Linked DNA regions of Homo sapiens: all the other regions are linked to region 2. Evidence: read pairs that join two places in POLR2A ChIA-PET (ENCODE). Cell type or tissue: GM12878. All regions are shown on one strand.

Region 1 (8,000 bases), 500 kb after region 2:
TGGATGAGCGATTGAATTCTAGGCAGTGGGTGGAAGGGAGTTTGAATTAGTTTTATCTAGAGATCTTAAGATATAGGTAAACCCCAGCTGACATTTGGTTATAGTTTTGTCTGTTTTCATATCTGTCAGTCTACTAGAAAGTGAACTGCTTGAGGACAGGTACTGTGTCATTCATCTAACGATCTCTGACTTGGCACTCTGGGGACATAAATAAATGTTTACTGAATTAATGAATATATAATACACACTGGAGAACTAGGGATTTGATATATTATACCTTTTATGTGTCTGTAAATTTCAAAAGGTATTCTGCTTAGTACAAAGAAATAGATTGGAAATAGTAGCATTTCAAATATCAGATGTGATCAAGTGTGAATGTCTTGCTGGCTATTCAAATTATGCATGCAGATAATCCCATTGTCTGCCTGTGAGCAAAGCCTGTCCTATTTATACATATAAAAACTGGGGGGTAGGTGGAAAGAGTGTACGTCCTCTTTGTGCATTAGTTATTATCTCTTCACTGACTCTATTGTGAATCTTTTCAATTACCATTAAAAAATACATCTCTTTACTATATTTGATTATGAGGGAAGCTGTCACCTCCTACATTATTCATAGCTTGACAAAAAGAAGAAACACGAAAAGCTTTGGTGGTGCTGAAAAATTCTTTTAGTATTTAAATATCAAATAAACGTTTTAATAAATTTTTTATCATTAAATAAATACATCACTTAATGACGGAGATATGTTTGAGAAATGTATTGTTAGGCGATTTCATCATTGTACAAACATCAGAGTGTACTTACACAAACCTGGATTATGTGTCCTATTATACACCTTGGCTATATGGTGTAGCCTATTGTTTCTGAGGCAGGAGAATAGGGTCTGGTGGCAGGTAACCTAAGGCTGATTCACACTGACTTCCTAGAACTAAATCTAAAGGAAAACCCCAACTTTCCAAAACTAAGTAACAAAAGGACCAGAGGCCACTCCCTTTGCAACCCCCCTCCCCTTTTTATGCGTGGCAAATGGAAAATTGAAAGTATCTCTGACTGGTTTCTTTCCGCAACCAGTCAGACTGATTGCAAGCCAAGTCTTCTTTTGCTTAGGAGTTTAACTTTGTAACTTCACTTCAGCCTCTGATTGGTTGCTTTCCACAACCAATCAGACTGATTGTGGGCCACTACTTCACTTACATAGGGGGTACACCAAGTGGACAATGGGAAACCAGAAAATTCTGTAATAGGAAAATTATTGAGCCCCTATGCTCAGCCCACTCCCACCCTGTGGAGTGTACTTTCATTTTCAATAAATCTCTGCTTTTGTTGCTTCATTCTTTCCTTGCTTTGTGTGCTTTGTCCAAATCATTGTTCAAATTCCAAAAACCTGGACACCCTCCACTGGTAACACTTCTAGGCTGTGTAACACTTCTAGGCAACAAATCTGTACAGCATGTCCGTACTGAATACTACAGGCAATTGTAACACAATGGTAAGTAGTTGTGTATCTAAACATAGAAGAGGTGCAGTAAAAATACAGTATAAAAGATAAAAAATGGTACATCTGTTCCGGTGTGGTGGCTCACACCTGTAATCCAAGCATTTTATGAGGTGGAGGTGGGTGAATGGTATGAGCCCAGGAGTTCGAGACCACGTTGGGCAACACGGCAAAACCCCATTTCTACAAAAAATAGAAAATTAGCAGGACATGGTGGCACACACCTGTAGTCACAGCTACTCGGGAGGCTGAGGTGGGAGGATCACCTGAGCCTAGGGAGGTTAACCCTGCAGTGAGCTGTGATTGCACCATTGCACTCCAACCTGGGCAACAGAGTGAAAGCCTATCTAAAAAGAAAAAAAAAAAAGTACACCTATACAGGGCGCTTACCATGAATGGAGTCTGTAGGACTAGAACTTGCTCTAGGTTATGTCAGTGACTGAGTATGTGGTGGGTGAATGTGAAGGCCTAGGATGTCACTATACACCACTGTAGACTTTATAAACACTGTATGCTTAGGCTACACTAAATTTATAAATGGTATTTTCTTTATTTTTTTATTTTTTATAGAGATGAGGTCTCACCACGTTGCCCAGCCTGATCTTGAACTCCTAGCTCAAGCAATCCTCTTGCCTTGGCCTCCCACAGTGCTGGGATTACAGGTGTGAACCACAGCTCCTGGACTCAATATTTTCTTTCTTCAATAATAAATTAAATTTAGCTTACTGTAACTTTTTCTTTTTATAAAAAAAAAAAATTTTTTTTTTGAGACAGGGTCTCACTCTATCTCCCAGGCTGGAACACAGTGGTGAGATCCTGGCTCACTACAGCTTCCACCTCCCAGGTTTAAGCAGTCCTCCCACTTCAGCCTCCCAGGTAGCTGGGACTACAGGCACATTCCATAACGCCTGGCTAATTTTTAAATTTTTTGTAGAGATGGAGTCTTGCTATGTTGCCTCTTGGTAACATAGCTGGTCTTGAATTCCTGGGCTCAAGTGATCCTCCTGCCTTGGCCTCACAAACTGCTGGGATTAGAGATGTGAGCCATGGTGCCCAGCTATGAACTTTTAAATTTTAACTTTTTGACTCTTTTGTAATAATACTTAGCTTAAAAAAACAAACACATTCGGCCAGGTGTGGTGGCTCACGCCTATAATCCCAGCACTTTGGGAGGCCAAGGCGGGTGGATCACTTGAGGTCAGAAGCTCCAGACCAGCCTGGCCAACATGGTGAAACCTTGTCTCTACTAAAAATACAAAACAGCCAGGCAGGGTGGCACAAGCCTCTAATCCCAGCTACTAGGGAGGCTGAGGTGGGAGGATCCCTTGAGGTGGAGGTAGCAGGGAGCCAAGATCACGCCACTGCACTCTAGCCTGAGCCACAGAGTGAGACTCCATCTAAAAACAAAAACAAAAACAAAAAAACACACACACATTGTACTGCTGTACAGAAATATTTTCATATCCTTTTTTTTTAATTTTTTTTTTTATTTTTGAGACAGAGTCTCACTCTGTTGCCAGGCTGGAGTGCAGTGGCACAATCTCGGCTCACTGCAACCTCCACCTCCCGAGTTCAAGTGATTCTCCTGCCTCAGCCTCCACAGTAGCTGGGACTACAGGTGCATACCCCCATGCCTGGCTAATTTTTTTATTTTTAGTAGAGATGGGATTTCATCATGTTGGCTAGGATGGTCTCAATTTCTTGATCTCTTGATCTGCCCTCCTCGGCCTCCCAAAGTGCTGGGATTACAAGCGTGAGCCACCAGACCCAGCTTGTATCCTAATTTTTTATGTGCTTTTCTATTTTAAAACTTTTATATATTTTTTCTTTTTAAGTATTTTTTGTTAAAAATGAAGACACAAACACACACATTAGCCTAGGCCTACACAGGGTCAGGATCATTAATATCACTCTGTTCTACCCCCACATCTTGTTGCACTGGAAGGTCTTCAAGGGCAATAACACGCATGGAGCTTTCATCTTCTATAATAATAATGCCTTCTCGAATCCCTACTGAAGGACCTGCCTGAGGCTGTTTTACAGTTACCTTTTTTTTTTTAATAAGTAGAAGGAGTACAATTTAAAATAACAATACAAGGTATAGTATAGCAAATACATAAACTAGTAACAGTCGTTTATTATTATCAGGTATCACGTGCTGTATGAGTGTATATGCTATACTCTTTTTTTTAAGTTTGAGATGAGGTCTTACTCTGTCATCCAGGCTGGAGTGCAGTGGCACGATCTCAGCTCAGTGCAACCTCTGCCTCCCAGGCTTAGGCCATCCTCCCACCTCAGACTCCTGAGTAGCTGGGACCACAGGAATGTGCCACCATACCTGGCTAATGTTTTTGTATTTTTGGTAGAAGGTTTTGCCATGTTGCAAATATATATTTTTGAATATTTGAGTTTTGTCATGTTGTCCAGGCTGGTTGTGAACTCCTGAGCTCAAGCCATCTGCCCACCTCGGTCTCTCAAAGTGCTGGAATTACAGGTGTGAGCCACTACCCCCAGCCTGTGCTATACTCTTATACAAACTGGAAGTGTAGTAGGTTCGTTCACATCAGCATCACCACAAACATGTGAGTACTGCCTTGTGCTAGGCTACCCACACTCGGTTATAGGAACTTTTCAGCTCCATTATAATCTTGTGGGACCACTGTCTATGTGGTCCTTACTTGACCAAAACATCATTATGCTGTACATGACTATATAACTTGGTGGACAGGTATCATTAATCACCTGCATGATTTGATGAGGACTCTAAGAAAGCTCTTAATCATCCACAGTCACTCCATTTTGCTCCCAATAATTTCTATAATATTTTAGAATTAGAAGTTCTTTTTTTTTTTTTTTTTGAGATGGAGTCTCACTCTGTCACCCAGGCTGGAGTGCAGTGGCACGATCTCAGCTCACTGCAATCTCTGCCTCCTGAGTTCAAGCAATTCTCCTGTCTCAGCCTCCAAAATAGTTGGGATTACAGGTGTGTGCCACCATGCCCGGCTCATTTTTGTATTTTTAGTAGAGATGGGGTTTCTTCACGTTGGCCAGGCTGATCTCGAACTCCTGACCTCAAGTGATCCACCTGCCTCAGCCTCCCAAAGTGCTGGGATTACAGGCGTGAGCCACCATGCCCAGCCAGAAGTTTATTTCTTAATGGTTTTCCAGCTCTAGATGTGGCAGCCTCAGCCAGGAATGGTTGTATTAAACATAACAACAGATAACCATAAATGAGCTCACACACAAAAAAAGGAAATCTCCAGATGCCAGAAACAGAGGAAAGGAAAGCCAGAATGTTAAGTATGTGAGGTGACTGAATCAAATTTGAGGCAGCGTTACTGGATCCAGAAACAGCAAGTGACTTGGGCTTTTTTTTTTTTTTTTTGAGATGGAGTCTTGCTCTGCCACCCAGGCTGGAGTGCAGTGGCACAATCTCAGCTCACTGCAACCTCCCTCTCCCAGGTTCAAGCGATTCTCCTGCCGCAGCCTCCTGAGTAGCTGGGATTACAGGCGCATGCCACCACACCCAGCTAATTTTTTTGTATTTTTAGTAGACATGGGGTTTCACCATGTTGGTCAGGCTGGTCTCAAACTCTTGACCTCGTGATCTGCCCACCTCAGCCTCCCAAAGTGCTGGGATTACAGGTGTGAGCCTGGCAGTGACTTGGGTTTTAATATCTACCCAGGGATAGAAGTTGAAGGCTGAGACCTAAGGGAGTTGGAAGTAAAATACTGCATAAAAACAGAACTCTCCACAGGTTAAATTCCCAGGCCTGGCCAGGCGCGGCGGCTCACGCCTGTAATTCCAGCGCTTTGGGAGGCTGAGGCAGGCGGATCATGAGGTCAGGAGATGGAGACCATCCTGGCTAAATGTGAAACCCCGTCTCTACTAAAAATATAAAAAATTAGCTGGGCGTGATGGCGGGTGCCTGTAGTCCCAGCTACTCGGGAAACTGAGGCAGAAGAATTGCTTGAACCCAGAAGGTGGAGGTTGCAGTGAGCCCAGATCATGCCACTGCACACCAGCCTGGGCAACAGAGCAGGACTCCATCTGAAAAAGAAAAGAAAAGAAATATGGATATTAGAATGAGAAGGTAAAACAAATGTCTAATAGGAATTCTACAAGGAGTACAAAGAAATTACAAAAAAATAGTGAAAATTTTGCATAATTGATGAAGATGAATCTTTTGATTCAAGAAATACAAATCCCCCCAAAAATAAACAAAAAGAAGCCCACATCTGGCTACATTTTAGTGAAATGACAGAATGCCTAACAAATGCCTAAAATAATGAGAGAAAAATTCATTCCTTTAGCTGTGATTTTCCTTATGAGAAACTGAACTCCACATATACTCTAGTTCAAATGAAGTGAAGTAGATACAATGGCTGGATGAAAATGATTTTTGAAGGAAAAATTCAAAACTTAAAAATCCTACAGGAACTAGAAAAAACTCAACATTTCTCAGATCTAATATTCTTTTTTTCCTCCCAAATCTTCAGACCAGATCTAATATTCTTGTTCCTCTAATAACTGCAATTCAGCAGAAGTCTGGATATTTAATTACATTGCAATGAATCATTCTAATTCAAATACTTCTAAAGATTACGTTTCTGGCCAGGTGTGGTGGCTAACCCCTGTAATCCCAGCACTTTGGGAGGCTGAGGCGGGCAGATTGCTTGAGTCCAGGAGTTCAAGACCTGCCCGGGCAACACATTGAGACTCTATCTCTACAAGAAATTAAAAATTAGCCGGACATGGTAGCATGCACCTGTAGTCCCAGCTACTTGGGAGGCCAAAGTGGGAGAATCACTTGAGCCCAGGAGGTGGAGGCTGCAGTGAGCTGTGATTGTGCCATTGTACTCCAGCCTGTAAGAGAGTGAAACCCTGACTAAAAAAGAAAAAAAAGATTATGTTTCTGGCAACAGAGATTCATTCACTTGCCAATATATCTCTAGCCCCAAGTATATCATATATACAGAGAAAACTAAGATGGGCAAGATGTGACACTAATAACCTGTCATTTTTTGTTCACTGCTAATAAGTGATTAATTAGTGTTCCAATAAGCACATCAAAGACATAAATATTTGATTGAAAATTGTCTCTGCTAATCCCTCCAGCTGGAGAAGGAACCTCTCTCTTTAGAATATTTTCTTTGAAGGGCCACTGCATTTTCTGGGTCTTGCAAGAAGAGTGATTATAGTCTGTTTCCTTGAGGGTCTGATAAGAAGTCAGTGTCTCCCTCCAGGTCTGGTTAAAAGGATAACATCCTGTTTTTTTTGTTTGTTTGTTTGAGAGTCTCGCTCTGTCACCCAGGCTGGAGTGCAGTGGCGCGATCTTGGCTCACTGCAACCTCTGCCTCCCGGGTTTAAGCGATTCTCCTGCCTCAGCCTCCCAAGTAGCTGGGACTACAGGTGCATGCCACCACACCCAGCTAATTTTTTGTATTTTTAGTAGAGACGGGGTTTCAGTGTGGTAGCCAGGATGCTCTTGATCTCCTGACCTTGTGATCCGCCTGCCTTGTCTCTCCAAAGTGCTGGGATTGCAGGCGTGAGCCACCCAGCCCAGCCTCAAAAGGATAACGTGCTGTTATCCTTTGGCAGTGTCTCCTGACCTTCAAGAGATAACAAGTTGGACTGAGAAGAGAAAATCCACCCCAGACTTTGGGTTACTGTCTCCACTAATGAGCAGACCAGCTCCCCGAAAGAAAGGTCTTCTAACTTTCTCACTGGGAAGCATTTCAATAGTGTTCTCCATGAAACTTTATTTAGAATAAGAGGAAGAGACCTTATTTTGCTTGCTCCCGTAAATTCTTCAACTTTTCCAGTTCAGATGTTTGTTTCTAGGGAGCTCATTGTCATCTGGAACTGCTTCTCTGAATTTTTTTTTTTTTTTTTGAGACAGAGTCTCGCTCTGTCGCCAGGTTGGAATGCAGTGGTGTGATCTCAGCTCACTGCAACCTCTGCCTCCCGGGTTCAAGCAATTCTTCTGCCTCAGCCTCCTGAGTTGCTGGGACTACAGGCGCACGCCACCATGCCAGGCTAATTTTTGTATTTTTAGTAGAGACGGGGTGTCACCATATTGGCCAGGCTGGTCTCTTCGAAATCTTAAATCCAAACATTTCTATTCTTCTAGATCCCTTGCTCAGGCGAATCCTTTCATCTTTCCCTTATAGCTCATCAGCATGTAAGTGTCTTGACATCTCTCTTCTCCTTCCCTATTAGCTCTCTACTCTCTTCACTTACACGTCAACCAAACTTAGACTTTAACCACTCTCTTTCAAATATTCTCAACTCAATTATCTCTAGAGAATTCAGTGAGATAATGTAGGTAAAGCACTGGCAGACAGAAATGCTCAATGAATGATAGCTAACACTACCATCACTACTGGCAACATAAAAAACATTATCTTGATCTTTTGTCATTCTATTATACTAGTATGTCACTAGTATATACTGTATGTCACACAATCCTGGGCCACTAAACAGTATTAGGGAAAAAATC
Region 2 (8,000 bases):
AAAATAGCAGATGAGTACTAACAAAAAGTCTAAAATTTACTGACAATGGGAAAGGAAGGAGAGCAGGCCTCTTCTGGCAGTCAAGAGCAGGACTGAAGTGAATGAGAGGAAAATAAACACAATTCCCAAGCATATAAAAGTCCTAGGAGGGCCCCGATAATTTATTTCTCAGAGAAAGGCAGTTAATACCGTGCAGTTATCACTTGCCAACAGACATATTTGGTTTTGTTTTGTTGTTGAGACAGGGTCTCACTCTGTCCCCCAGGATGGAGTGCAGTGGTGCAATCACAGCTCACTGCAACCTCTGCCTCCTGAGCTCAAGTAATCCTCCAACCTCAGCCTCCCAAGGCACAGGCACATACCACCATGCCCAGCCAATTTTTGTATTTTTTGCAGAGACAGAGTTTCACCATGTTTCCCAGGCTGGTCTCGAACCCCTGGGCTCAGGTGATCTGACTGCCTCAGCCCCCCAAAGTGCTAGAATTACAGGCATGAGCTACCATGCCCAGCCCCAATACAGATATTTGGATACAACCCCGTCAAGAACACTAACCTGACCAGCGGAACAAAGCAAGAAGGCAATAAGGTCTGCAACAGGCACTTAAACTTCACCCTGGTTTAACAGCAGACAATGACAAAACAGGAGAAACTCTTTGAAATGACTCACAGGCCCTGTGAAGCCACTGGGGGTCACACCCCTAAATCACCCAAGTGCCTTTGATCCATGCATTCTCAGAGCTCTTCCTACCCACTTCCTGTGCCCAGGAACACTTGGCATTTTCTTTATAGTGGGCTCACAGAAAGCAACAGAAATCTGCTCCTGGGGAGGTGCTAATGTCCAGCGAAATGCAGGAGACAGGAAGGCACAGCAAAGAGCCTGGATGGTACAGACCAGACTGCGGGCTTCCAGACAGCCTCTCCACGTGAGGGTTTCTCACGCCTGCAGGAGGAACAATCTCCAAAAAGGTCCTGCTGAGGGAAGCAACGGGTAGAAAATCCGCATCCTTTGGTATACACTTCATGTTTCCTCTAACCCCTCGCTTTTCCGTGACCCTACCTTCCTTGGATCTTATGTGCTATGTCTGAACAAACATGGAACATAATTGATTCCATTCTTAACCCCGTGGTGCCCAGTGCTCCAAGAACATGGGGGCCCATAATGGGAGTTTATTTCACGGGAAATATGTGCTAGCACTGTCCTTGTTTCCCACACACTAGAGATGAGCCAGCAGAGGCAAACTATTGAGGCAGGTCTTTCTCCAGCAGAAGAGATAAAAATCTCCTCTCACCTAGTTTAACCCCAATACTCAGGCTTCGGTTCCCTTCCAGGGCATTCCTCGGCTCTGAAAGAATAAAGCTGCATTCTCTCTTCCCTGGCCCGGCCTCCTCAGGGTCACATTTGCCTGCCCCCAGTCCTCACCACACCCCTTCGGGCCAGCCTGCTTTAAACGGGGCCTTTCTGTAAGATGTGACACATAATCCATTGCACCAACTGCTGTGGGGCTTCTGGTGCCAAAAGACCATTGAGAAAAAGGCTGCTTAAAAAAGTATGGAGTGACTCAGTACTGCCAAGTCCTGTGGGATTACTTATTCCAAGCCTGTCCTTCCTGTGTCAGGCTTCTTAAATGTTCATGCTCCTCCCATGTTTTGTTGACACCCTAGATCTAGGCTGCCCAATGAAACTGTCTGCTGTGATGGAAATGTTCTATATCTATACTATCCAACAGGGCAGCCATGAGCCATGTGTGGCTACTGAGCATTCGAAATGTGGCTAGTGTGACTGAGGAAATGAAGTTTCAGTTTACTTCATTTTAATTCACATAAACATAAGTAACTTCCTGGTGCTCATGGCTCCCTACTGGACAGCACAGGCCAGAGACATAATTTTGAGGGGAGGCCAGAGGATAGCATGCATACTTGGCTTATGTTACAATCACCTGAGGACCTCTTGCAAGTCCTGGTGCCCATTCTGTATCCCAGACAATTCAATCAGATTCTCTGGAAGTGGGACCCAGACATCTGCATTTTTTCTCTAATTGTTTCTAATTTTTTCTTTTTTTTTTTTTCCTGCTGTAGAGATGAGGTCTTGCTATGTTGCCCAAGCTGGTCTTGAACTTCTGGACTCAAGTGATCCTCCCTCCTCAGCCTCCCAAAGCAATGGAATTTCAGGCATGAGCCACCATGCCCGGCTGACACCTGCATTTTTTTAAGTCTCCTCAGGGGATGCCAATGCGCTGCCAAGATTGAGGATCAGTGCTCCAAAATGTGAAAATGTCTACCATTAATAGTCAATCCCTATCCGACCAGGCACTTCAAACACCAAAAACTAAGCCATGTAAATAATGAGGCCAAATATCCCACTCATCATGCAATCCTGTGGTACTATGCCACACCTCAGGCTCATCAATAGCAAAACCATGTCCAAAAAATGGGCTGCTTTATAAAGGAAGCCATGCGGAGGAAAAGAGACAGCTCAGAAAAGAAGGTAAAAGGAGGAAGCAAAGAGGTTTTACAAATAACTGTCAGTATATAAAGCCTGGCTAGTATCAATCTTTATATACAAATAATTCATTTTCTGGAAAGTTACCAGTTAACAATAAAACACACCTCCAAATCTAGTACTCCGAACAAACAGCTTTAATTGGATTCCTTCCCTTGGCTAACCCATCCACACACTCTCTGCGCCTAACAGTAAGCTCTTACCACTATGCATTTTTCTTCAAAAGATTATCTGAAACCTGTGCTTTTTCACTGGGGACATTAAACTCTTTAAATGGCAGCAATTAAAAAGCCGGTATTGGTCCAAAATCCATTTGCTCTGGCTCACTCTTGTCCAGCAGGCACAAATCTCAACCTTTACTTGCCATTACTAATTTCACCAAGTGTATCATTAATCTGGTGAAGCTTTTCCTCAGGGACTTGGTTTAACAGAGGCATCATATCCAGAGTTTGGAAAACAAACAAACAAACAAACAAAACAAAACACACACACACACACACACACACACACACACACACACACACACACACACTCAGGTTTCTGCAGCCTCTAATCTTCCAATCAGCATTTCCCAAAGGCATGCCATGCCCTTCAGGGTTGACTGCTGATAGAGTTCCAAAGCTGGGGCAAAAAGCTCACCAGCACTTTCTGGGCAGCACTGCTGAAAATCAAAAACAGCAAGAGAGATTCTAATGGGAAGAGTATCTGAAGGTTACTTTTTTTTTTTTCCAAACCTGTTCTTCATTTCTAGGATTTTATTATCATCATCATCATTATTACTTAGAGATGTGGATTTTGTTTGTTGCCAGGCTGGCCTCAAACTCCTGGGCTCAAGTGATCCTCCCACCTCAGCTTCCCAAGTAGCTAAGACCACAGGTGCTCACCATGGCACCAGGATGAATGTCACTCTTAATGACAATAAAAGTAGCTCCCTCTACATTGACAAGTGAAATATAAATGACCCAAAATTAACCCCCTCCCCAAATTATTTAATATTACTAAAGTAATTCAATTATAAAACCGAGAACTCCTAGAGCTGGCCAGGGCTTCAATAAGTCACCTTAACTAATGGACTCCCCTGCAAGGAAGAAGAGCTGGCTTAAGTTCATCCACATTCACAGCCAATAAGTTCTCAAAGAGCAAATGTAAATCCCTGCTGCTGTGGCAAACCAGACTGAATTCTTTTTCATCTTGGCCTTTGTGGGAACCAGCAGCAGCAACTCAGTGATGACTTCTCAACCATCCATTCCAATGGAGGGTAGACAACATGGATTTTTTAAAAAATTAACACAATACTTATAAAAGGATCTGGACTACATGTTTCATATACATCTGAATGTGGGTTATACTGAATAGAATAAAAATTCTTTCGGATTACAAAACTAGGATTGCTAGATAAATACTGGACATCAAGTTAAAGCTGAATTTCAGATAAACAATGAATTTTTAGGATAAGTATGTCTCAAATACTGCATAAGACAAACTTACACTAAAAAACGATGTGTTGTTCATCTGAAATTAAAATTTAACCAGGCATTCTGGCTTCTTTTTTGTTTGATTTTGTTTTTCCTAAATCTGGCAACCCTGCATATCACTACTCTGGGAAAAATCCAACTTTTAAAAGAGGCAGAAGAGGTTGGGCTTTGCCACTCCCCACCCACTCAACCTCCCAACCATTCTGTATCTCAGCGCCAGCTGTTCAAAAGGTGCTTTCCAGTGTAGATGCTAATTACACACAACCTGATAAATGAGTGTCCCAATACCCAGCACCCATCTCTGGGCCACAGGTGCTAATTATATAATTAAGTGCCACATATACACGTAGCTGAAAAAGTAAAAGTCAATTTTACTTTCTGAGCCTTTATCTGAGGAAAGGGCTCAGATAAAGCAAGCAATTAAGTTTGAGCAGGTGCCATAAATGGAATAAGCCATTAGTAAATATTAATGTTATTAAAAGCAAAGTTTGCTTGGAAGGCTGAAGCAGGAAGATCACTTGAGCGCAGGAGTTAGAGGCCAGCCTGGGCAACACAGTGAGACCTTGCCTCTTGGAAAAAAAAAAAGCAAAATTTGCTTGGGAGAAATAATATAAAGATAATAGAAAGCGAACTGAATACTTAAATGGTTATTACATGAATTAAGTACCCTAAATAATTTTTTAAATAGCTACAACTATTGAATAGCTATGTGCCAAACAACATTGCAAAACTTTACATGTTTTATTGCATTTAATCTTAACACCCTAGGAAGTGAGTCATGTCCCTTCCACAATGTGAAGAAACCAAGACACCAAGATTAGGTAACTTCGTTAAGACTAGAGTGACCATGTTATCTGGTTTGCCTCAGACCTTCCTAGTTTATGCCTGCTGTACTGGTACAACTATTAAAAGTGTCTCCTTTCATTCTCATAAATTACCTAGTTTGGATAATAAATTATGTGTTCACCTACCAAAGACCACAGTCAGTAACCAGCAGAGGCAGGGTTCCAACCAGGCAGTGTGGCTCCAAGAAACAGAACCTAACCACTGTAAAATACTCCCTCCCAAGTCCTACCTTCCACAGAAGAGGACTGGAACAATGGGATTTATTTATTTAATTTTACCAATCATACCTTAGATTTCTTACATGGTTACAAACCAACTTGGGGGGGAGGCGGTTGGTAAGGGTCATGTTTTCTATAACTATACTTTATTTGCCTTTAAATCATTGCTATACACAACACAAGTCATCTGCAGGCAGAGAAGACTCTGCAGTCAGCCTTCACTGACATCCCTGGGCCTGAAAATGTTTAAACATTTCAACTTAATCAAAGTATCTGGTCAAATATTTAACCAGATCTTTTTCTATTTTAAAACAACCTTTACTTTCCTTCAGCCTGGCCAGGCAGCCAGGACACTCAGTTGTTTGTTATTTTTATTAAAACAAAGGTGGACATGCAGTAGGTTCTGGCTTTTAGTTCCATACACAATGGGCTTTCCTCCTTTCCCTAGTAATAAAACATATATATATATACACATATATATACACACACACTCACATATACGTACATACATCTTTTTTTATCTCTGGTATTGTGTATTTTCAGAACACTTTCTATTTTCCCAGCAAATGTTTAACCATTCATGCTATTAACAGTTTGACAACATGAAAACAGTAAACATGAGCATAAACTTGTAGGCTTACTTCATTTATATAATTTTAAAATGCATCCCAAGTGGTTCCAATTAGCAGAAGTAAGATGCCTTTCAAGGTTCAGCACACTGGAAATAGTTGCAAGGACACCAAGTACTTCCACATATCTGTTAACAGCAATAGTTTCAGCCCTTACTCTTGTGTGAAGCTGTGTGATTGCACCTAGCCTCTCGGAGCTCTGGACTCTTCTTTGATACAATCATGTGGATGTACTAAGATCTACAGGGTTCGGCCCAGACCCAAAACTTCCAATTCTATGATCCTCTACAATCTTTCTGACTGTGAGCTGCACCCTGTAATGTGAAAACACTGCTCTTCCACGAAACTCCCCAACATTTGACCAGGTCCAGAGGGTGGCCCATCAGGGGACCCACTACAGGTCCTTGAAGAGTGAGGAAAAAAAACAATCCTCTCTCAAAGGCAGACTTACTCCAAGGCTACCATCACTGGAACCTGACACAAGCATCTGAGGGCATGAAACACGAGCGTTCTCATAAGAGAGTGAAATCTCTTCCCCGGGGAAGACCTGCCACAGACAAGGGCCCTGGGACCAGGATCGGACAGCTCTGTGGCAACTGGTGCAGGTTCCCATGTTTGTCATATCCCTGGATACATTAAGCCTGATTCCTGTCAGCCTCAGACCATGTGAAAAATGTTTTCTTAATGTATGTTTTTGTGATGGGTCATGAATGCTTTTTCCACAATACTGGTATCAACAAAAAGGATAAGACTGGGAACTGTGGCTCTGAAGAAGGTTTTCTCTGCCTCAAATCCTCCCAAGTCACCTTTAAAAAGCAAAGTCTACTACCAGTCTTTTTTTTTTTGAGATGGACTCTTACTCTGTCACCCAGGCTGGAATGCAGCGGCATGATCTTGGCTCACTGCAACCTCCGCCTCCCAGGTTCAAGCAATTCTCCTGCCTCAGCCTCCTGAGTAGCTGGGATAACGGGCACCCGCCACCATGCCAGCTAATTTTTGCATTTTTAGTAGAGACGGGGTTTCACCATATTAGCCAGGCTGGTCTCGAACTCCTGACCTCGTGCTCCGCCCACCTCAGCCTCCCAAAGTGCTGGGATTACAGGCATGAGCCACCGCGCCCAGCCTACCAGTCAGTCTTAATCGTAATGGCAGCAGGAAAAGGGTAGGGTGGGGCTGTGAGGTAACTGACAGCTTTAAAAGTGTGTTTCCTGTCATAAAACAGCAATTGTCCTTCGCACCTGTTTACTCACAAAGGAAAAAAGCAAACAAAACAGAAAATGAAAAAAGAATTCTTGGCCTGGATTTAACATGATTTCTAATAGAAAGTGAATTAATTAATTAAAAAAAAAAAAAAAGGTAATGCCACAAATCCGAAAGTCTGGGGAGTTAGAGAGTTTAGTCTTTATCAAGTTTTACCCATGTACAGTTACAAAACGGGGGTTGGGGAGGCTGCTCCTTCTTACCTAAAGTTTATTACATGAAGTTTACAGCCATTTTAAGTGAAAACTTCCATACTAAGATTTGTTACATACGCAGGCATAAAATCCCTGGCAACAAATGTTGTGTTTAAATCCAAAGTCTTCTGGTAGAGAAATATTTAATACCTCTTGACAAAAGTTATCTCTCTGTTTCTTATCAGAGCCCTCATTTCAGTAGTATCTCATTTCAAAACTTCTAGAAAACTTGTTACAGAAAGTCAAAGAGAACCAAGAAAAACACTGAAGCCAATAAAAAAAAAACTCGGTGTGTTTGGACCATCTGTCCAAACCAATTTAATTTTTTTATAACCACTAAGATATGTGGTCAAAGTTTATTTACCTTTCTCTTTTCAATGGTAAGTTTAGAACACAAAGGCAACTAAATGAAGAAAAAGTCCTATGGATTCAACACAGGCATGTAACCAGTAATAACTAATTTTTAAAAACACTGCCTGCAATTTGATTTGCAATAGAAAAAATCTCTCTTCAAATAGTCAACTCTTTTAACAAACAATAAAAACAAAGCTTCTTCCCAATGCAAGTATTAATTAAAATGCAATTCCAAATACTTGCTTTGTATGAGAACAAGTTAGACAAATTAGGGTATCCCAAAGCATGTTCAACAAAACCTGCATCCGAGAGAGGCTATGAAAAGTAAGAAAATAATTCAAAGGTCAGGTAAGTTTGGGAAACATCGTATGTTACTCTCCACCTCCAGAATGCCTGTTAGGATACAACAGCTCGGAGACGACCTTCACTAAAGAGGCCTAGTACATGTTATTAAGCCCAGCATTCTCCAGATTTACTTGACCAGGAGATGCCCTTTATCAACAGTACATGTGAACATACTGCAA
Region 3 (8,000 bases), 120 kb before region 2:
AACACTAAGAAACAAAAAAAGGTTGAGAGGTAGACAAAGGAAGTCTGGTTATAAAAATTATACTTAAAGCTGCATATCACAATAATTCTAGTCTAGGCTCTCAAACAAGACTCACTTTGGAAAATCAAATCAAAATGCAATAAATGGCCTGTTCAAACTCCCCATGTGGGTCCACTCCCTCACCCCCAGACCACAAATCAACTGCCTTCTTATAGCCATCATGGTTTTGAGCAGGGGTCTCCGTTATTTGTCTAGTTTGTCTAGTGTGACCGACAAACCCTCACAGAAAATGAGGCCACAAGACCTACATGCTCAGGAACAAAGGGCATGGATGAAACTCACTACAGAGAAGACAGGGCTTCACTATCTTCTGGAGAGCCCTGTTCTTGAACTGAAGGGCAGGGAAGAGAATACTTTTCTGGCTCCATTTCAACCCAGACTCAAAGAGGCAGTCTGTCTCTGAGCTGATAACAAATAGGACAAGGGACAACCTTAGACCCTTGCCTGCGGTCAGAGGTGTGGGGCAGGTCTGCACACAGGCCTACTGCGGCTGGCAAGCTACAGGGTGGAGATCAAGTTAAAAATAAGGCTTTCTGGCAGCCCTGCCAACTGCCAGCATCATATTTTCCTGGTGATGTCAGTACAGATGTGGTCTCCATTCTGGGCGTTGGCTTCTGGCTCGGCACCACTTCCACCTATGGCACTACATGTGCTCTGGGAGGATACAGCAACCATTTTCAAACCAAGGTGAGACAAAACCTGTTGGATCAGTCACAGTGACTGCTTTAAGCTTCTTTGGTATAAGGTGCATAAACAAGAGTCACATCAGAGAGGGCCGCAGCAGCTCTGGGAAACAGATTGGGGATACAATTTTCATTGCAGGCTGACAACTTTCCTGCCTGAAAAGGCAGGGTGAATTCATCAGAAGCTCCTTTCCCAAGGAGATGACAAAACACCAGCTTCTCCCTCCACTCCCAAAATAAAAAGCGTGCAGGGAAGAAAACATCAGTGGCCACTGAATTCAATGCTTGCCACCTTAAGATGGCAGCTCAGATTTTCTAGACAACCAGAAAGACACAAATTTAGAAAACATTCCATCATCGCATGTGGGACACAGGTTCATCTAGAAGCCAGCGCCCAAGCCTGGCCCTTCAAATTCCAGCACCATGCCCTGTTCTTGGCAGGAACCCCAGCCAAGTTCTTTCTGACCAAAGGTGGCAACCTTGCAAATTACCAGAACAAAGTGGCTTTATTACAGCTCAAGAACATCATCCACGCTCAGAATGTGACACTAAGGCTCTCCCTGAAGCGCTCAACTCACTTCTCAAGATTCTCCTCAAAACTATCAACCATTAAGTGCAGAATTCAACAGGAGACAAGTCACACTTGATTTTTCAAAAATATTTTCCACCTACAACACACGGCACTTCCTAAGGTCTCCACTCACCAGCCTCTCTCCAGAGAGGACCTCCAGCAGCTTGATGAGCATCCGTCCATCTCGAAGGTCAGTGTACAGGTCTGTGATCCGGCAGGACACACGGGCAAGGTGGGAATTGACCCACTTGGTGAAGGTCTTCTTCTGCACGGCTTCACGCTCATCTGCAAGCAGAGAAGAACTTGTTTTACCATTGACCACAGAACTGGCAGGAGCAGGCACATGCTAGCAGGGCCACAAGACCCCAGCCAGAGGAAGGTCAGCAAAACTGACCTCCAAGGACACCTCTACTTAGCGCCCCTTAACTGCGGTCATGTCTTTGAGAAAGAACACTGATTACTGATGGTTCAACTTACAATTTTTTGACTTTACGATGGGTTTACTGGGATATAATCTCATAAGTCAAGGAGCATCTGTGTAGGAACTGTCCAGTCCTTAAACATGTGAGCTCCCAGGCACACTGCCAGCAGAACATCCTTTGCTCCCCTTTCTTTTCTCCCATCCCTGCTGAAGAGGCAGCAGGATGCAGATGACAACAGGGTCCTTTGCAGTCCTGCCCTATACCATAATACTTGACTGGTAAAGCTTCCTACATACATGTTACAGCTATTATTCCTCCAAAAGGTGAGTATATTAAAGGGTGTAGGGTAGGAAATCTCATGAGACAGCAGAAAACTGCTTCCCTCATCTACAAAGGATTGGGCAACACTGGACAAGATAAATTAACTCATGACCTTGGCAATGACCGTCTTCACCTGCTCAGTCACACACACCATGAACAACAAAAGAAAATGGCAAGCAACATGGTAGAGTGCAAAGACATCGCAGGCATCGGGAAGTCTTTGCAGGCATCGGGAAAGCAGGGTCTGGGCCCAAGGTTTCAACAAAAATGTGACTCAACACAGGATTCAATGTTCTCTTCTATAAAAGGAGAAGAAAAATATAATCTCCATACTGTGATCCTTCGCTGAAAAGGCAACTGCTGATTTATGGTCTAAAGCGTGATTGTTGTACATTCAAGTCATCCAGGAAACAGTGTTAAAGGTTTTTCAAAGCTCAGTAATCAAATTCTGTCCAATTTAAGGTATAAAACTCTAGACATATTTGCCCAGAACTGGCCTTCACATACCATACAAATAGGCTTTCAAACTTCTTGCCTCTGCAGAATGTTCTAAACATAGGTTGCTGAAGACCTTCAACAGACATCCACAGAACGTACCCTGGACCCAACCACTCTTACTCCCTGACTCTGTTCTCTATGTTACATACACTATATCTAGTTCCACCAGCATGAATTTATGCCAAAAATCTAAGACCTACTCCTAGTGCAAACCCAAATGACAAAAATAATTACACACGAATCTACAAAAAAAAAAAAAAAAAAAAAAAGCAGATAGCTCAACAATTTGGCATGTATTTCAAAACCACTGGGTGGGGGTAACAACTAAAAAGCCACCCTTGCTAATAAGGCATGTGCCCAGTCGCCTGAGAGTACTGGGTTCTCAGGTTGGCCAGAAGGACAGCAAACAGCCCAACACCCTGGGAAGGTCTGTCTGAAGGCTTTGCTAAACTCACTCCACCACCCACCACAGGGAGGGAATGAGGCAGAGATGACATTGGTTGAGGTTTTACAGCTGCCGACCTGGCAGGAGAATCAGCTGGGGCACCTGCCAAGATCCCCGGCCACCTGCTACAGTCAGCGGCTCCTTGAGGTCCTGCCTTTCCCAAAAAGGACCTACCCATCCAGACAGAAGGAGGGCCCTTCCCCAGGGACAAAGGCCAACCAGAAACACAGGATCAAAAAGGACAGGATTAGAGGAAGCAGAAAAAGACAGTAAGGGGCAGGCTGCAGTGGAGAAGCAGCTGCACCAATAACATCATGACAGGTCCCACAGAAAAGACCACATGCATTATTGATCACGTAATCATTGTGATGGATGGCAACTTTACTACAGTGACTCAGGAGCTGTAATTCTGGGGCTAAGCTTGGCCATTCTGAAAGAGCAGGTCTAGAGCAGAATATGTAAGGTGCATTTCACAGATGGCCTCTTATCAAGGAGGCAAGTAACTCATAGTTTATATGTATTTAGGGTTAACAATTTTTTTTGTGAATTATAAAATCCTTTATGCGTTATACTGGAGTCAGAAAATGTCTTTAATGAAGCAAGGGAGCAAGATCAAAATGAAAACCTGCTTGGATTAAAATATTTCTAAATAAACAAGCACAAAATGTGTTCCTCAGCCAATTGTCACTCTTTTGGGTGAATCTCTCACTAAAGGAGCACCCAGACTTCTTTCAGGTTTTGAATTAACAGGTTCTTTCACAAGGAAACTCTGAGGATTTGCCAGAAACAACAGTCAATATACTTCCTTAGTGCCCTGTCCTAAAGAGTTACAGCCCAATCCCAACCCTCCTCCCTACAGAGAGGCAAATGGAGAGGTCATGGGTGGGTGCAGAGAACAGAGCTGAAACAGACTGAGATCTGTGCCGGGAGGGCTCCCCAGGGCTATCATGGTTCTTAGAAACTCAAAGTAGGTGGGAGGAAAGAAGAGGAGGAAGAGATGTCAAAAATAAAAAAACAAGCTCTTGTGTTCCTGCCCTCTCTTCCTGTTCCCCTCCCTTCGAACTCTCCTCACAGTCAGGAGCAGGCCCCACGAAGTGCAAGAGTGCTGGAAAAATCACGCAGGGTCTAAGTTCCTCAGGTTCACACCCCCACGTTGGAAAAGACACAGAAGATTCCATCCGGGGACCAGACCAGAATCAACACCCTCATAACACACGAGGGGCAGGAAACGGACTCAACAGAGACACACAAAGCCCCAGTCAACTAGCGTGTCCTCTTACAATGGAGCACTTGGAGAACAGCAAATGCTTATGAAGTTGGAAGGAGGGAGACAGAGGGGAAAAGAAATCTATTTGGTGGCTCAGTAGAGGATCAGGCTTCGGGTCCTTGGGGACTCCCTCCTTTGTTCCACCTATCCTGGGAAGGCACAATGACATCACCCCTGCACTCCCCACCCAGCAAGGCTTGGGGATATGGGCCAGACAGTCTGAGGAGGAGCAGGAGGCCCTTGGCACTGACGATGAAAGGCAATCCAGGAGTGCTTCCAAGCTCAAGCTGCTGTGACTGGGGCTAGCTGCGTGAGGAGGTGTTGGGGCAGCAGAGGGCAGTGAGCCGACTTCCAGGCCTATGAGCATGAAGCAACCGTGGTTGCTTCTTACAACCACGGTACAAAAGGTACAAAAAGGTACAAAAAGGTAGCACTTACAAGCTCCATACTGGTTTGGTTATTTAGACCCAAGGTTCTCCAGCAGGGGCAATTTTGATTCCTCGGCACATTTAGCAGTTTGGCAATGTCTACATACAGTGTTGATGGTCACGATTCATGGGTAGATGCTACTGGCATTTAGAGGGTAGAGGCCCAGGATGCTGCTTAACATCCTGCGGTACACAGGATGGCTCCCATAACAAACAATTATCTGGCCCAAAATATCAGCGGTGCTAGGTTGAGAAATCTTGGAAGACACTCCCCAGAGAGCACCCCTCCAAGGTGGGTTGCTATTCTTTCATCATTCTCTTTGATGACCTGCAGGTCAGCTCGAAGGCAGCAGAAATGGCCGGCCTTCAGGCCCACTCACGCCACCAAGGGCACGCCCTTTGCAAGGCAGAGGAGCAGCAGCACCAGCAGCATGGAGCTGGGGCGGGCTGGGTCTGGGCGATGTGAGGTGGGCACTTCTGTGCCTCACACCATTTCCATTCTCCGTTTACCTTTTCTGGGCCTTGTATCGCTGTTATCAAGTCCTCCCCAAGAAGCTGACGCAGCTAAACCTTTCAGTAGGTTCCCAACCAGCCCTGCCCCAAACTTGGTAAGTGGTGCCTCCAAGGAACAAGCACTTCTGTGCCCCTGCCCTCTGGGGGTATCTCTCAGCTATATTTGCCCCCACCCTCCCGCAGTTTACTAAGCTTACGTATTATAAGGACTCATCTAAAGACTGCCCAGCACCAAACAAGAGGAGGTAAAGTGCACATCAAAGTGCCCAGAGTGTTGTAACTGCTCTAAATTAGTTCCGTCTTTTCTCCAGCAAAGAAATAGTCTCACTAATTCAAATCATTTAAGAAATTGGCCAGGTGCAGTGGCTCATGCCTGTAATCCCAGCACTTTGGGAGGCTGAGAGGTGGATCTCCTGAGGTCAGGAGTTTGAGACCAGCCTGACCAACATGGTGAAACTCTGTCTCTACTAAAAATACAAAATTAGCCAGGTGTGGTGGCACATGCCTCTAATCCCAGCTACTTGTGAGGCTGAGGCAGGAGAATCACTTGAACCCAGGAGAAAAAGGTTGCAGTGAGCCGAGATTGTGCCATTGCACTCCAGCCTTGGCAACAAGAGCGAAACTCTGTCTCAAAAAAAAAAAAAAAAAAGAAACTTACCAGAGGGTCATGGAATCGTAAAATCTCAGGACTGAACAAGATTTAGAAGTTATGTAAATCACTTCTCTTTCAAAAAATCCCTTCTTCAACACCTGGGCCAGCTATTTAAAAATCCCAGAATATGAGGAAATTATGTGTGTGTGGCAGAAGGTTGTTTAATAGTTGTATGGAAAGAAAATGACTTTTTTTCTTTTTTATTAAAATATAATTATAGCATTCACTGAGCACTTACTATGTCCCAGGCACAGTCGTCCTTCCGTATCTAATCCCAGTATCTACGGGGAATTTGTTCCAGGACCTCCCTCAGAAACCAAACTCCTTATGCTCAAGTCCCTTATATAGCATGGTATATAGTATTTGCCTATAACCAACATACATCTTCCTGTATACTTTAGATCATCTCTAGATTATTCATAACTAATACAATGTAAATATTGTGTAAACAGCTGCTATATTGCATCTTATTTGTATTCTATTGTATTGTTAATTTTTTTTTCAAATATTTTCGTTCTGTTGTCAGCTGAATCCACAAATGAGGAACCTGCAGATACAGAGGGCTAACTGCACTTATAATCAATCCCCACAACTGCCCCATGAGGCAGGAGCCAGCAACTCTCCAGGCAGGCTGGCTCCAGAGCCCTGGTTCTCATCCACTATGCAATAATGCCTCACGCACAACATTTAAAAAAGTGTTTCTGCCAGACACAGTGGCTCACACCTATAATCCCAGCTTTGGGAGGCCGAGGTGGGCGGATCATGAGGTCAGGAGTTCAAGACCAGCCTGACCAACATGGTGAAACCCCGTCTCTACTAAAAATACAAAAATTAGCCGGGCATGGTGGCACGCACCTGTAACCCAGCTACTCAGGAGGCTGAGGCAGGAGAACTACTTGAACCTGGGAGGCGGAGGTTGCAGTGAGCCAAGATCATGCCACCGCACTCCAGCCTGGGCGACAGCGTTAAGACTCTGTCTCAAAAAAAAAAAAAAAAAAAAAAAAAAAGTGTTTCCATGATACAAGACTTAGAATTACCCACCATCTCACCATCCTAACTAACGCAAGTCCTTATTTTGTAAAGGGTCTGCTGCATTATTGGGTAACTCTCCATCTGTTGGGATGGTGTCTCCATCAAGACTAGACCTGTCTCTGTGGCCCACTATGGCTTGCACCACCTTCAGAGTATGCAGAATAGGTCTCCTCACTTCTCCATGTAAAGGCCCTCAGGTTCAAACACTTCTCACCATCCCCTCTTTGCAATGCTGTACAATGTGGTACAAGTGGGATCCAAGATCACACCTGAGGACCCCACCTCTAGGCAGCCTGGACATCACTTACCTACCAACACAACCCAGGACTCGAGGCAGCTGCAGCTCTGGCAGTCCAGGGAGGAAAGTGGAAAACAAAGTGAAAAAAGGACAAAAAGAACCAGCAGCCCTCCGTGGGAGGAACGTGGTGAGGCTGTCTCTGTGACATGACAGGGGTGGGAGACAGAAAGAAGGGCTCCTAACAATGGTCTCAAAATAAGCTTCTCAGGACCACAAATTCTACCAAAATGACCTTGGAGCCCCGAGAACCTAGGAACCAGAAATGGTTCTGAGTGTGAAGACCCAACCAGCTCAGCCTTTAGTTCCACAGGCTCAGAGATAAGTAAATTAGCTAACTACTGTCAATGAGAACTACTGAGACAAGAAACCCACCCTCAAGTGAGTGGCATTTACATCAGATTCTGATTCCCAGAAGGAGTAAATTATAAGGGAAATCCTAGTATGGTGCTCCTTCCTCCAGATGGAATTTTATAAGATGGTGTGTCTGCAATAACATTGCCATGCATCTGAATGGCACTTCATACTTTCTCTAAGCTCACTAGATCTTCACAGCAAACTATTAGGTAGGTGGGATGCTAGAGTTATCTCTAGCAAAGCCCAAGGCTCAGTGAGGTTAAGGGCTGCTAAGTGTCACCAGCCAGTAGTGGTGAGGTCCTCGGCTCTTTCTCTCCCACTCCAGCCAGGCAAGAGGGATTAAGATGCATAGCTACACCTTCTCCTGTCATATACTGAGATTCACTATCTTTTGTTGTTTGGTTTCTGATAAACAACTTGAAATTCTTAGAAGATGTATTAGAAAAAAAGGATGAG

The links. ChIA-PET counts read pairs that join two places held together with the same protein. Peaks named below come from ENCODE experiments on the same cell type or tissue, not always from the same donor. Only the 100,000 strongest peaks of a DNase experiment are listed, where the experiment ranks them.
Region 1: POLR2A ChIA-PET joins it to region 2 with 5 read pairs; 3 of 35 experiments call an interaction of 5 or more read pairs at or near these places.
Region 3: POLR2A ChIA-PET joins it to region 2 with 5 read pairs; 3 of 35 experiments call an interaction of 5 or more read pairs at or near these places.

The regions. Positions count from the first base shown.
Region 1 is chr2:53,974,617-53,982,616 of GRCh38, reverse strand. It overlaps a transcript of ACYP2 not described here. Among named protein-coding and RNA genes, the nearest start is that of PSME4, 7.6 kb to the right of the region's middle. In GM12878, no CTCF peak of the experiment used is centred here; no DNase peak of the experiment used is centred here.
Region 2 is chr2:54,476,424-54,484,423 of GRCh38, reverse strand. The region is part of intron 1 of SPTBN1 (spectrin beta, non-erythrocytic 1); the gene reads right to left. It also overlaps the pseudogene C9orf85P1. Among named protein-coding and RNA genes, the nearest start is that of SPTBN1, 24 kb to the right of the region's middle. RefSeq lists an enhancer at 1-26. In GM12878, no CTCF peak of the experiment used is centred here; a DNase peak (open chromatin) is centred at 4,246.
Region 3 is chr2:54,592,691-54,600,690 of GRCh38, reverse strand. SPTBN1 (spectrin beta, non-erythrocytic 1) reads right to left here. Exons shown (of 36, transcript NM_003128.3): 3 at 1,448-1,599. Among named protein-coding and RNA genes, the nearest start is that of SPTBN1-AS1, 38 kb to the right of the region's middle. RefSeq lists enhancers at 3,113-3,162, 4,227-4,596. In GM12878, no CTCF peak of the experiment used is centred here; no DNase peak of the experiment used is centred here; H3K4me3 peaks cover 444 bases; H3K27ac peaks cover 3,738 bases.